Regions from separate parts of the Homo sapiens genome. Here region 2 is linked to region 1. Evidence: chromatin loops called from intact Hi-C (ENCODE). Cell type or tissue: adrenal gland. All regions are shown on one strand. Each heading gives the region's core, and the rest is flanking DNA. Links, peaks and the distances in the headings are about the cores only.

Evidence for each region. Peaks named below come from ENCODE experiments on the same cell type or tissue, not always from the same donor. Only the 100,000 strongest peaks of a DNase experiment are listed, where the experiment ranks them.
Region 2: a loop joins it to region 1, with 2.5 times the contacts of the local background. A loop is called at or near these places in 78 of 110 quality-filtered maps.

Annotation. Positions count from the first base shown.
Region 1 is chr12:10,135,534-10,143,360 of GRCh38, forward strand. No RefSeq gene overlaps it. Among named protein-coding and RNA genes, the nearest start is that of CLEC7A, 9.2 kb to the left of the region's middle. In adrenal gland, for the core only: a CTCF peak has its summit at 4,683 (motif pointing left); no DNase peak of the experiment used is centred there.
Region 2 is chr12:10,030,148-10,037,974 of GRCh38, forward strand. CLEC9A (C-type lectin domain containing 9A) reads left to right here and starts at 535. Exons shown (of 9, transcript NM_207345.4): 1 at 535-825. LOC102724020 (a long non-coding RNA gene) reads right to left here and starts at 476. Exons shown (of 4, transcript NR_169587.1): 1 at 396-476. In adrenal gland, for the core only: a CTCF peak has its summit at 3,850 (motif pointing right); no DNase peak of the experiment used is centred there.

The DNA of each region.
Region 1 (7,827 bases), core at 3,381-5,880:
AACCAAACTAAGCATTAAACTTAAGAACCACTGCAGAAAAACATGTTCAGTCCTCAGAAGATAGCAACATTTCAAAGTACCTTCCCAATTAAAAAAAAATCAAATTTCTCTTCCAATTTGAATGCTAAATTGGGCCTCTTTCCTCTCTTCCTCTTCTCTGACTCTCTGCCTCCTTCCTTTCCTTGTTTTCTCTATTCATCCATTAACAATTAAATATCTACTGAATATTTACTATATTCACAAACCTGAGGCTCAATCCCAATCCTAATTGATTTCTCATTATATTTGAGGAAGAAAGACATGTAAAAAAAATTACTTCGGTATCCCTTGGATTGACTGAAGCACCAAATTTACTTAGCTTTACTCACAACACTTACAAATGCTTCATTTTAGATGGTGTAGTCATTCATAGCTCTCCCACCTTCCCTGCCAGGGATCCCCAGCTCCCAATTGCCAAGCCCATGCTCCTCCTTTCTTCTTTGTGACTTTGCTTTTAACATTTAGTTGCCATCAAATAAACTGACACCTGGCAGGTCTCTAGTACTTCCTTAAAGGAGCCGGACTCACTGCCAGGGCACAGAGCATCTGCTCTTCCCAGCACCCCCCTCCAGAGGCCTTTGTTCTTCCCTTTAATAGTCCCTGAAATGCAAAATTGAGAATGGGTACTGTAAACTATTCCATATAAATTAATCTTTAATAACTTTTTATTTTATTTATTTATTTATTTTTGAGATGGAGTTTCGCTCTTGTTTCCCAGGCTGGAGTGCAATGGCGCGATCTCAGCTCGCTGCAACCTCCGCCTCCCGGGTTCAAGTGATTCTCCTGCCTCAGCCTCCCAAGTAGCTGGGATTACAGGCATGTGCCACCATACCCAGCTAATTTTTTGTATTTTTAGTAGAGACGGGGTTTCTCCATGTTGGTTAGGCTGGTCTCGAACTGCTGACCTCAGGTACTCCACCTGCCTCAACCTCCCAAAGTGCTAGGATTACAGGCATGAGCCACCTCACCTGGCCTTTAATGACATTTTGATTAAAAAAGCCAAAAAAAAAAAAAAAACCAGACATGGTGGTTCACACCTTAATCCCAACACTTTGGGAAGCCAGGGTGGGAGGATAGCTAGAGCTCGGGAGTTCATGACCAGCCTGGGCAACATGGCAAAACCCTGTCTCCGCAAAAAATACAAAAATTGTTGGGAAAAGATGAGTGCTGGGAGAAGCTGAAGCAGGGCTTGCATGTCTGACATAACATAAAAGAGTGTTGGAACATGTCCAGGTCCAGAGTCTGAAACCTCTCATGGCCTTTGGAACACCAAACTCTGTGCTAAGGGTGGAAGGCTACCCTGATGCGCCATAATCTAAGCTCAGGGCATAAAACCCCTCGTGGCTTGGATAGAATCCAGGGCTCATGGCTCTCGAATGTGTCTAGACTTGCTGGCTCCTTGCTTCTCGCCCTACCAGGCTCCTAGATCGATTGTGTCTCAGAATTGGCCATATAAATGCTAAACCATCACAGCTGTAACTCATGTGCTTAATGCAACGCTCCCTTTCGACCCCCACGTTCTCACCACCTGTTTCTTTGTTTGATCACCAATAAACAGTCTGGGCTTCCGGAGCTCGGGGCCTTCGCAGCCTCCATAACTAGTGTTGGCCCCCTGGACCCACTTTCTCTCTCAAACTGTCTTTTCTCATTCCTTTGACTCTGTTGGACTTCGTCACCCCCACGACCTGGTGTTGGGTCCGATCACCACAACAAAAAATTAGTCGGGCATGGTGGCATGTGCCTGTAGTCCCAGCTACTCAGGAGGTTGAGGCAGGAGGATCGCTTGAGCTCAGGAGATTAAGGCTGCAGTGAGCCGAGATCCTACCACTGCACTCCAGCCTGAGCTACAGGCTGTCTCAAACAAACAAGAAAAAAGAGCAAGACAAATCAAACAGAAGAGTATGAGGCATTGTCCTAAAAGACTTCCCTGGTAGTTTAACTTCAAGCTGCAGAGCATCCTGGCAATTAGTTTTAAGTAGAGGACAAAATAACTTGACATTTCTTTTTTCTTAGGAAGTCAGATTATAATGAAAATCTAAATTGACAGAGCCAAAAAATTCAAAAGATTCAGGAGAAGGGATTGTAGTCATGGCAATGAGAGGAGGAAAAAATAAAGAAGTACAACCAGGTATGTTAAGTAGTGAGAAAATGGAAAGAACAGTGTAGAAGATACACATGGAGGTTTTGTGATAAGGTAAGGAACCTAGAAATAATGTTGAGAAGGAAATAGGAAGAAAAAAAGGCAATTCAGGCTGGGGGTGGTGGCTCACGCCTGTAATCTCAGCAGTTTGAGAGGCTGAGGTAGGCAGATCTCTTGAGGTCAGGAGTTCGAGACCAGCCTGGCCAACATGGTGAAACCCTGTCTCTACTAAAAATACAAAAATTAGCTGGGTGTGGTGGCAGGTGCCTGTAATCCCGTTTGTACCCACAACAGGGACAGTCTATTTCAAGGGTGGATTTTACCCCCATGCCCATTGCTCAAGGGTCTCCTGAAACTATCTCGGGCAGTCAAAATGAAAATGGTCAGTTTGGGACTCAATGTCCTTGGTCAACTGCCTTGTTCCTGCTTCTTCCAGTTTAACTCACTGAACCCCAGGACTCCTTTTCCTTGAAAAGGTGGACATAGAAAACTTATAAATAGGCTATTTATGAGTTTATAAGTAAATTTCATATACAATAAATAAACAGCCTATTTATAAGTTTTCTATGTCCTCTTTTTTTAAAAAAGTGTTATTTCTTCTCCTCCCTCCTTTTCTTCTGACCATTTCAATACGATATTACACTTACTTCTTTTTCAAGAGTACAATCAGAGAAAAATTCAATTAAATGAATTTTAGAATTAATCCTGAAACCAAGTTTTGGTATTTTTAAACTTATCATTTACTTGAATTTTGAATTGTCTTTTTTCGGAGGGATGGAATCTCACTCTTCTGCCCAGGCTGGAGTGCAGTGGCGCCATCTTGGCTCACCACAAACTCTGCCTCCCGGGTTCAAGCGATTCTCCTTCGTCAGCCTCCCTAGTAGCTGGGAAAAGGAGTCCTGGGGTTCAGTGAGATAAAATGGAAGAAGCAAGAACAAGGCAGTTGACCAAGGACACTGAGTCCCAAATTGGCCATTTTCATCTTGACTGCAGGAGATAGTTTCAGGAGACTCTTGAGCAATGGCATGGAGGTAAAATCTACCCTCGAAATAGACAGTTCCTGTCGTGGGTACAAATGGAGAAACCTTGGAAGAGAAGAAAAAGCATCTCCAAATGTGGGAGTCAAGAAAAAAAATGGCATAGGAAGCAAAATTCAGCTGTGTATGTTTATTTGTTTGCTTTAGGTTACCTGTGGGTCATCCCTCTTTATTTTACCCATAGCGGCTCTGTGTTCCATTGCATTCACTTTTGTTACTTTATTGGACATCCATGTTTCAGTTCTGTATCCTATAACTCAGCATCATCTTTAGTAGAAAAATACAGCAGAATGTGATGCAGGACAGGCCAAACAGGAAGGTCTCTGGACTGTCCCAATATTGATTCAACCAGAGCATCTCTGATGTTGCTTTTTTGATAGGTGGAAATTTTATATACAATTTCATTTAGAAAAAAAGCAATTGAGCAATGAAAATATTTGGAAGCTAGTCACCTGACAAATTCCATTCACTTTTTAAAAGAGGGGTAACAGGCCGGGCACAGTGGCTCACACCTGTAATCCCAGCACTTTCGGAGGCCGAGGCGGGCAGATCACTTGAGGCCAGGTGTTCAAGACCAGCCTGGCCAACATGGCAAAACCCCATCTCTACTAAAAATACAAAAATTAGCAGGGCATGGTGGTACAGGCCCGTAATCCCAGCTGCTCGGGAGGTTGAAGCATGAATCCTTTGAATCCGGGAGGCAGAGGAGGCTGCAGTGAGCTGAGATCCTGACACTACACTCCAGCCTGGGCAACAGAGTAAGACTCTGTCTAAAAAAGCAAACAACAAAAAAAAAAGGTGGACACAGTGGCTCACACCTATAATCTAAGCACTTTGGGAAGTCTAGGTGGGTGGATAACCTGAGGTCAGGAGTTCGAGACCAGCCTGGCCAACATGGTAAAACCCCATCTCTACTGAAAATACAAAAATTAGCCAGGAATGGTGGCACGCCCCTGTAATCCCAGCTACTCGGGAGGCTGAGGTGAGAGAATTGCTTGAACACGGGAGGCAGAGATTGCACAATTGCACTCCAGCCTGGGCAACAGAGCGAGACCTCACCTCGAAACAAAATAAATAAATAAATAAATAAAAGAAACAGCTCAATATAGGTGAATTAAATTACATAAGAAGGAAAAAACTTCAAGTTACTTGTAGAGCTTGGAATTTCAGAGTCTACGTTCTACCCAGTAAATGCAGCATGTGGCATTGCTGCTTCTGACTCTGTCACTGATGGACTGTATGACTTTAGATATATTGTTTAATTTTCTATGCTTGCTTCTTCACCAGTAAAATGATAATGGGTCTTAAATCTCTGTTGGGATCCTTGTATGGCAAATAAGGTAAGTACAGAAAAACTGATAAAAATAGATTCCTTGTGGTGTTTGAGCTCAGCTAAGCCAGCATGAGTTAACCAAAATGATGTGGCAAAATCAGCAGGCATGAATGAGGTGACGGTGCCATCTGCTGCTTCGTTTTAGGAATTTCAAGGTAAGTTAGAGGAATTTAATCTATTTTATTCATTTGCAAGTAAAACTGAAAAATTTCTGCAGGCTAGACCTGTCTCATAATAAAAATGGCACTTTCATTCTGCTAAAAGGCATCTATGGTTCTTCATTCCTAAGGAATTATCATCATTAGGAGTTAGCTTCTATTAAGATCACCTGTTAGAGTTCAATAATTACCATGTACATTTATTTTTAATTTTAAATTTCTGCCACCATCAGTTCCTAGAAAGAAGGGAACATATCTTGCTCAGTACCAACTCCCAGTGCCTAGAGTGATGCACTGACTACATTAAATGGATGAATAAGATCATATAGCTAGCTATTTTTAATTTGTTTATTTTCTTCCTCCATACCACACTGTAGGCACCATGAGAACAGGTTCTAAGTATATTCATTACTGTCAACCCTGTTAGCACTAAAGAAAGAAGGTATTCACTAGAGCGTTGATAAATAAATGAATTAATTAATGAATAAACCAAAAATGAGAAAAAAACAATTCTAATCCATATATCTTTGTAAAAATAAGAGTGAAGGGGAAATCAAAATATCTGAAGTTGTTATTTTTTATCTAACTTACTGAAGTATATATTCAGCCTTTTAAAAATTACACAGCTGGTCAGGTGCAGTGCCTAACACCTGTAATCCCAGCACTTTGGGTGGCCCATGTGGGTTGATTGCTTGAGGCCAGGAGTTCGAGACCAGCCTGGCCAACATGGTGAAACCCTATCTCTACTAAAAATACAGAAATTAGCTGACATGGTGGTACATGCCTGTAGTCCCAGCTACTCGGGAAGCTGAGGCACAAGAATAGCTGGAACCCAGGAGGCGGAGGTTTCAGTGAACCAAGATCGTGCCACTGCATTCCAGCCTGGGCAACAGAGCAAGACCTTGTCTCAAAAAAAAAAAAAAGTACATAGTAGATATCCTGTAGCATTTTCAAAATATAACAAAGTAATAAGACAGGCATAAGTAATTATTTTAATTTGTAAAAGGTTTGGTATTTATTGTAAATAAATAAGACAGTGTTGTATAAGCTTACCGAAGGCAGACAATTTGATATTTATGAATATACTGAGATAGATTTCTGCTATCAGTATTATAGGATGCTTTACTGAATTTGAATTATTTATAATATTGCTATTGGATTGTATGTTATCTGAGAGTTGAGATACAAATTATCTATCAGCTGTGCTGTTAAAGGAGTAAAAGAACTAGGGAAGATCTGAGACATTTGACTGTTTGTTGGAATATAACATGGACCATTAAATTTAACTGTGTTGTCACCAAAGTTCAGTTTAATAATTATCAAAGCCCTCAGATTTCCTTATGGTCCACATACAAGTCAGATGGATGATACTCCTACTTAATTCTGTGCTTCCCAACTCTGTCAATGCTTAGAACTCCTCAATTCTTTTATATATATATGAATAACAATTAAAATATATGCATATGTAAAGAATAATATTAAAAATATACCCATATATTTTTAATTTACTTCCAGGAAACGAGTACTCCATCAGTAAAAATGGCACATTTTTACAGGTGTTATCCATCATGGGATGAGGGGGATCATGGAAAAGTGGAGATTAAGAGGATCTGGGAGATAAACACAGATGCAAAGGAAGTACATTTGAAGATATTAATATAAAGATGGAATGTCTTAAATTTGCTCATTTTACTTGTTACATTTTAAAAACTTGAACAGGCCTGGCGTGGTGACTCACGCCTGTAATCCTAGCACTTTGGGAGGCCAAGGCGGACGGATCACCTGAGGTCAGGAGTTCAAGACCAGCCTGGTCAACATGGTGAAACCCTGTCTCTACTAAAATACAAAAATTAGCCATGCATGATGGCGGGTGCTTGTAATCCCAGCTACTCGGGAGGCTGAGATGGGAGAATCGCTTGAACCCAGGAGATAGTGGTTGCATTGAACCAAGATCACGCCACTGCACTCCAGCCTGGATGGCTAAGTGAGACTCTGTCTCAAAAAAATAAATAAATAAATAAACAAGCAAAAAACCAAAAACAAAACAAACAAAAAAACCTTAAACAATAAATTCAGGAAAGTATACACATTCTGCTAAGCCAGCACAGCCCAAAGTTTACTGTATGAAATACTCTAAGGTAATTGGATATTTGAAATTACATTCACTTATATACCATCTGTTCCCATACCAACTCAAGTTTTCTTTCAGAGCCCCAATAAACCTCAGACAAATCTCCACAATTAAAAAAAAAAAAACTGCAGAAATGCTGGATGTTACTTTTTATGGTTAGTAAAAGAAGGGCCAAGTCAGGATATGTTCCACAGCATGCTATTTTAACAACAACAACAACAAAGAATCCAAAGCAATGTTTACCAGTGCAATTAAACCTAATTAACAGGTCCTTTAGATTATTTGACCAATATGTTCTAAGAACTTAAGAATCGACAATCAAAACCAGAATATTTATAGGGCCTTAAGAAGATAAAAAAAATTAAACAAATATATGAGTAGCTAACATTTCTTGAACTCTTACCAAATTCTAGGCACATTGTGAAGGACTTTATAAACATCATTCCATTAAATCCTCAAATATCTCTGAGGTAGCTATTAGTGGTATTCCTCTTTCAGTTGAGAACTTCAAGGCATTAAGAGGGTACATAGCTTGCCTTAGACAACAGAAATGTTCAGTAATTAACTGGGATTTGAACTCAGTTCAACTTCAGAGCCCTTGTGCTTAACTATCATATTTATTTCTCATTACAGAAATGCATGCATGAACAATAGTTTATTTACATCAGGAGTCAGTAAATATCTTCTGAAAAGGGAGAGAGGGTAACCATTTTAGATTTTGCAGTCCACTTTCAGTCTTTGCTGCACATATTTTTAATAACCCTTTTAAAATGTAAAAATTAGTCTTAGATCACAGCATGCACATAACAGCCCTCAGGCCAAGAGCTGAAGTTGTAGCCCTGATTTAAATGATATAGTTGGGATCAAAAAGCAGTATATGAACTAATAGAAAGAGTTATCCCCAGGATAGATCAGATCATGGCAATTGCCTCTGAATCTAAGGTTTAAGAAAATAATGCACCAGTGTCTATAAGGATTGAAGACAGAAA
Region 2 (7,827 bases), core at 2,869-5,368, 110 kb before region 1:
TTAAAGACATTCTTAAGCCACAAACAATAGCATGAGCAATTTATGCCTTAAGGGCATGTTCCCGCTGCAGTTAACTAGCCCAACCTATTTCTTTAATTCGGCCCATCCCTTTGTTTCCCATAAGGGATACTTTCAGTTAACCTAATATCTACAGAAACCATGCTAATGACTGGCTTGCTGCTAATAAATACGTGGGTAAATCTCTGTTCGGGGCTCTCGGCTGTGAAGGCTGTGAGACCCCTCATTTCCCACTTCACACCTCTATATTTCTGTGTGTGTCTTTAATTCCTCTAGCGCCTCTGGGTTAGGGTCTCCCAGACCGAGCTGGTCTCAGCAGTGTGTACAGGTTTTCCACTTTCTATGGTTCCTAGATTGTCTGTTAATACTATACTTACCTCTATAAGAAACTGTCAAGTTTACCGGGCCGCGAGGGTGCAGGCTGCGCAGATGGTGTGGTCCTGCGCCCCGAGGGCCGCAGCAGCTCATCCGGCAGCTCCCACCCCAACAACCTGGAAGGGGGCGGGACTTCCGTTTGTACCCGGCTGTGGCAATCTGTGGTGAAGTTGAAATGCTTTTCTGCTAGACTGGCAACATGTTTTGATTCTTCTCAAATAACTCGCAAGCTCTTGTGAAGCACAACGGCCTACCTTGTCCTGAAGAAAACATACTCTAAGGCCCACAGATGATTAAACCCAGCCATTTATGTGACAATAGCATTTTTATTTTTCTTATCAAGATCTGGGTATTTGATCCACACAATGGTAAAGATTCCCATGTTAGCCAAGATCTAAATGATTCAAACTGATGATACTCTCTGCAGAAGAGGTAAGAACCACTGGCAGTAGGGTGGAAGGTATGTCATTACAGATGATGCTGACAGAGAAGGTCATCTGAACCTACTTTATAAGAAAGGCATGATTAAAGGAGAAAGGGGAAAGGGCATTCTAGGTTAGGAAAGATTCTGAAGAAATGTAAAATAATATGAAGGTGTGAGCTGATATATTTAAGAAATAATGAATGATATGTGGGAGTATGTATCATCTGCAGAGATGGATGAGGGAAGATGCAAGTGGAGGGGAAGGCTGGAGCCGCTGGTGGAAAGACGTTAAGTGTATTTCAATGGCCTGATACTGCAGGCAGTAGACAGCCTCTGTAAATCAGGTAGCTTCCTTACTCTTGCTCCTACTGATCCCTCAGTCTAAAATGCCCTCTGCACTTTCTCTTTAGAGATAGAGAGGGAAAGGGAGTCAAACACGAAATCTCCAGGAGGCCATCCCTGGTTATTTCTTACTCCTCTGTTGATTTCCTTTAATCTGTGAAGTGTCTTCTAACTCGTGGCCTGAGGCTTTAGTGACTCTGCTGACTCATTGTCTGGTGCTACTGATTGTGCTAATGGTCTTCGATATTGTGTCCAGTGCCCCCCACCATTTTGGGAAGAAATTGGCTTTAGTTTTTACTCAGATTGAAATTTTATTTAGAAACGGGAGTAGCAAGACCAGGTGCAGTTAGTTACACCTGTAATCCCAGCATTTTGGAAGGCCAAGGTGGGAGGATTGCTTGAAGCCAGGAGGTTGAGAAATGGGAGTAGCAACCAATGTCGGTAGAAGAAACAGCATATAATAACAGGATGTGATAAATCTCAAGAAAAGTTACGCACAAATTACTATGGCAGCAGGAACGAGTGAGCCGCCCGATGCTGTCAGTGAAGGCTCTGAGGATTGGGAAGGATTGGCAGGGTTACAGGAGACAAACAAATGCTACAAATAACATTCCAAGTAGAAGGGGAAGTGAGGGTAGGGAAAGGAATGCAGACAAGGCTGAGCCTTGTTTGGAGAGCTAAGTTCAGTGTTGCAGATGCTCAATGTCATACCTTAGGAGGGAATTGCAAATTAAAACAACAATGAGAAACCACTGTATACTATTTGAATGACTAAAATCCAAAATACTCACAACATCCAATGCTGGCAAGGATGTGGAGCAACAGGAGCATTCATTCACCGCTGGTGAGAGGTAAAAAGGCATAGCCACTTTGGAAGGCAGTGTGGCAGTTTCTTACAGAGCTAAGTATAATATTAACATACAATCTAGCAACCATAGACGCAGGACAAGAACTCGGGCAAAGACGCCACAGCCACACAGGTTTCTGAACAGAAAATCAACATCCCAAAGATCCCGTAACATAATCTATGCTCAATCTCCATCTGTATATTAAAATCCATCCACCTACCTCCTTAGGGATTTCTTTTTTTTTTTTTTTTTTTGAGACGGAGTCTCGCTTTGTCACCCAGGCTGGACTGCAGTGGCGCAATCTCGGCTCACTGCAATCTCCGCCTCCCGGGTTCACGCCATTCTTCCGCCTCAGCCTCTCGAGTAGCTGGGACTAAAGGCACCCGCCACCAAGCCTGGCTAATTTTTTTTTATTTTTAGTAGAGATGGGGTTTCACCGTGTTAGCCAGGATGGTCTCGATCTCCTAACCTCGTGATCCGCCCGCTTCGGCCTCCCAACGAGCTGGGATTACAGGTGTGAGCCACCGCGCCCGGCCAATAGGGATTTCAAGCTTGTAATTTTCTTTCTTTGGTTCGCTCTGGCACTATCAATTTCTTTTCATCTCCACTTGTTCACTCACCTTCACCTCCCAACATGGTATAATATCTCCTATGTTAAAAACAAGCAAAAGCCATCTTTTGTTTACCATGCCCCCATACACACGATTCTAATTTTCTTATATTTCTTCTTAACATTTCTCTAATTTTCTTGACAACAAAAATGTTCAAAAATCTCTCTGTGCTTACTGTTTCATCCTACTTTTCCTTTATGTTAATTAGGCTTTTTCCTTCACTATTTCTATGAAAACACTCCAGTCAAAGTCACCATTAACCTCCACATGAACACATCTAATGGCTAGTTCTCAGAATTCATCTCACGCACCAGATAAGCATTCAAAAAAAAAAAAGATTATTCCCTTTTCATAACATACATTCTTCTCTAAAATACAGTGTTCCCTAGGACACCGTTCTCTTCAATTTCCTTTTGCTTCATTCACAACCCAATCCTCCCTCAGATTTGGATTCCTCCTTAAATTAATTTAAAATGTTGTTGTGTCCCAGAATTCAGTTCTTGGTCCTCTTGTTTTTTTTTTAATTTATCCTGGGATGAACTAAATTGGATAGTACCCATAGAATGGCCAGAATGGGAATTAATCTCTTGTAACCTCATGACTTAATAGCCATACATTGATAATGTCCAAAATTATATTTCCATACCATTGCTTGATCTCCAGAACCACATATCTGACTGGATTCTTGGCATATTGACTTTGATATATTTTAGGATTTTTTAACTTAACACATCAAAAAATGAGTGACTCTTCCCAATGAGTTTCTCCATCTCGATAAATGAATATTCCATACCTACGGTTCCTCTGCCAAAAACTTGGAATCACCTTTGACTTTTCTTGCTGCTCTCACATGAATTAAACATGTCAGAAAATATTGTTCACCTTGGAAAATATGGAAGCACAGTTATTAATTATGGAAGTATTGTTGATTGAGAATACCTTAAAAGAAATGCTGAGTTAACATGATAGGAGGATTCATTCTCACTCTGTTCTTTAACAGTCTTTCCATTCTCACATCTTATGCCTGTTTCAGAGGACACTTTTAAAGTGGGGCCTAAATTGGATAGTACCCAGAGAATGGCCAGAATGACAATTAATTCAGAATTATTTACAAAAAAAGAAATAGGGAAAAATGAAGATGAAAGCCAGAGTTATCAAAGGCATAAGGGAAACAAAAATAAACTAAAAGCAGAAGAAAAATAAATGGCCACAAGGAGGAGACAGAGGATGGATATAGGATGGAATTTATTTTTAAATGTATTAATATAGTCACCCAATTAGGTGAGTATGCCTGACCAGGATAATAAAATGTCTGAATTAAAATGAAGCACTGTGAAGACAGGCTGATTGATTCAAATCCTGGATCAACACTTACTTGCCCTGTGGCTTTTGGCAAGTTACTGAGCCTCTGTGCTTTATTTTTCTTAGCAGTAAATTTGTCATAAGTTTAATGCCTACCACAAATGTAACTGATAAAAGCATATAGAAAGAGCAATAAATGGCAGCTGTCATAGTGGAAGTAAGTTTGGATTATTCTGGATTATCTTAAAAAAAGGAAGAAAGCTGGGACATTGCCCAAGCACTGACAGTGAAGCTTAAACAAACCAATTCTCATGAGCCCAACCAGGGTCTGCCTCCAGCCTGTCTGGAAGAACTCAATTATATCACTTTTCTTCATTTGTAGCACTTTTCATGATGTAAAATTATGTTGATCTTTGCTTTCGATGTAAAATTATATTGGTCTTTGCTTTCTATGTTTCTTTACTATCTGTGCTCCCCACCCTTTACTATAATACAAGCTCATTGCTTGTATGATTCATTAACGATTAGTCCCCAGAAAATAGAAACATGCCTGGGACTTCCACAGTGATCAATAAACATATGAAATGGGAAAAGTTCTCTTGTCCCCCTAGCAGAGTGTGCAATGGAGGTATGGCTCGCTTCTTCAGTGCCCCGCTACTCAGACCTCTAGGGGAGGGGCAGGCTGTGGGGCTCCGGCCCCACGGTAGTGTCTAGGAGTAAATGTTTGTATCTGAAGCCCCAGTGGGCGTGTGTTACAGGGTGCTCTTTTAGTTTAGCCGTCCATAGGTGGCTTGTGTTAGTCAGCTCAATTAGACCCCTACCTTATAGCAAGGACAGAGGCTTTCTGCATCCCAGGGTTCTTACCTTGGTGTACTGGAAGAATCAGATCACACGTGGGCTTGGAGAATGAGTGCAAGGTTTTAGTGAAAGGAAGTAGCTCTCAGCGGATGGTGGAGCCAAAAGGGTGATGGTTTTCCCCTGGAGTCTGGCCACTCAGTGGCCCAGGCTCTCCTCTGATTGTCCCGGCCAAACTCTGCCTTGTTTCACCAGTTGGTGGCCTGCCGATATGCTCTTGACGTCCAGCCACTTATGTCTTGTTCCATTGATGACTACTCTCAATGTCCAGCCACTTATGTGTCTGCCTGCTAGGGTCTTGGGGGTTTTATAGGCACAGGATGGGGACATGCGGGCCAGGATGGTCTTGGGAAATGCAACATCTGGGCATGAAGGCAGGAGTGCCTGTCCTCATCCAGGTCGGTGGGCAAAGGCCCGGGGGTGGAGCCCTCGCCAGGGATCCGCCTTTCTCTATCCAGCACTTCTCTGCCCCACTTCTGTATCACATATGTTCAAATAAATGATTAATTAATTGCCCTTGCCATGAAATTTTGTAGTAATTTTAAAGGAAAGTGCAATGGCAAATATACTTAACATACTATGAATCCTCAATTCAAATATACTTGATCAGACCACTTTCCCTCAATCAATCGCACTATTTCCCATAATCGCACTGAGTAGATTAGATGATAGTACATTTTTGTTGTTGTTATTGTTTTGTTTTTGAGACAGGGTCTGGCTCTGTCACCCAGGCTGGACTGCAGTGGCAAGATCCACGATCTCAGCTCATTGCAACCTCTGCCTCTTGGGCTCAGGTGATCCTGCCACCTCAGCCTCCCACGCAATGGAACTACAGGCGTGCGCCACCACACCCAGCTAATTTTTTAAACCATGGGTTTCACCATGTTGCACAAGGTGATCTCAAGCTCCCGGGCTCAAGCAATCCTCCCACCTTAGCCTCCAAAAGTATTGGGATTACAGGAGTTAGCCACCATGCCCGGTGCCTGGTACTGCTTTTTACAAGAAGTATACTTATTCAAACTCCCAGTTTTTATTAAGATGTTTGCCCTGCCTGATAAACATTGCCTTCTTCTTTTTCTTCTTAGGCAATATTTACCTTTCCTTCAAATACCAATGCAAATCTTAATTAATCCAACTGATTATCATTCATTCTTATTTAATTTTTACTTCCATGTTTGGTATGCAAATGCCTGATAAACTTTGTGATAGGACTGCAGTCTGACACATTTTTCCCTTCATTTTCACTACTGTTTGTCACAAATGTTCTGCCATAATTTTGGTCTGATAGTTATTAGTTGTTTGGTGTATTAACTTTTAATAAAGCTCATTCCACTTTGAAATCCACATGTTTAAGCTTTCTGTAAATGAAGGAGAAAATATTAACTATACTTTTCTATGACAGGAAATCTTACCCCTTTACAAATTAAATAGCATTTAGTATTTGTGTGAAAGCCTGGTAAGTCAAAGGCAAACCAACAATTGTAATGAAGAGGGCTGAGAGAGAGGACTGAATATCACTAATAGAAGCACCTGAGGCTTTAGCTTAAAGGTGGTAAGAAGTCTGTGAAAAGCTATGACCAATTACAAAATACTTCTTTTGTTTCTGTCTGCAGTCATAACACCCACAGTAGTCAACATCTTATTGCCCTTCTCTTCTACACATCCACAGGCCATCCCTGTATATTAATCAGTCTTATCTACAATGTTATACATTCCACTAATTTCAATTCTTACTGCATGTACTCCTTGTCATTGTTATCTTAGTATCTTTTACTCATTCTTCAGCTATACACATAGATAATAGAGTCTATGAAAGACATCAAAGTGTAGTAGAAAGAATTTACAAACTGGGTAGATGCTACTAGGTACTACTTTTTACAAGAAATACCATGATTTAAAAAGTCCCCCAAATTTCTTAAACTTCTCTTCCCATGATCAAAATCAGGATGATAATGCCCGTCATACATATATGCATTCATTCATTCAACAAATACGTATTGGGTAACACAGGAAATTCTCACTTAACATCATCAATAGATTCTTAGAAGCTGCGTAGAAACAAGGTAGAACCAAACCAACCAGCATATTTCTGGTCACAAAAACATCACCTACCTTGTAAATAAAGACTCAGAACACTTCTAAGAGTAAACATTAAAACAAATGTGAACTATACCTATTACGTACATTCAGAAAAGATGAATGAAAACAAGATAATTATATACCCAATTTTTAGTAAATCAGTGGGTGTTGGTGGTCATAGTAGTAGGTAAAATCAAGGAATAGATGTTTGCAAAGTAAAAATTGACAGAAGCACCTTCTAAACCATGCCGTTCAACAATACACAATCAGGAATAGGGCGGGCTCACTGAGCGCTTTCGAACTACATTGCTTATTTACCTGCATTTGTATAATTATTGGCTATTTTACAAATTCTTATTTTACAATAATTTGTATTCATTCATTCATTCATTTTCCCACATACTTATTTCAGCTCCGTGTCTCAGGTGGCCAGAGACCATTCAGGCAGCTCAGGGCCAAGGAGGGCACTGACTATGAAGAGGCCACCGACTATGAAGAGGCCACCATCCCATCGCAGGGCACACTCACACGCACCCGCACTCACTCACACTGGGACCATGTAGACACGCCAATTCACCTAACGTTCACATTTTGGGACATGGGAGGAAACTGGAGGACCCAGGAAAAACCCATGCAAACACGGGGAGACCGTGCAAACTCCACACAGTGGCCCCAGCTGGGAAGCAATTTTTTTTCTCAACATCGTTATAACAAAACAATCTTACATAAAAGGATGTTACTCAAGAACCTGCTTTAACTGCATGTCAGTCACTATTTTAGAGCCATGGGACATTTTCTTCTGGGGTTAAAGGACAAAAATTTTATTATCAAAGGTAACTCTATGTGTGTTGGATAGTGATCAGCGTTATGGAAAAGAGTGAAGCAAGGAAGAGGGACAAGAACGTGGGCTGGTGTGTAGTTGAGTGGGGAAGATGTCTTAAATGTTAAAAAAAAAAGTTCACATAGCCTAAGA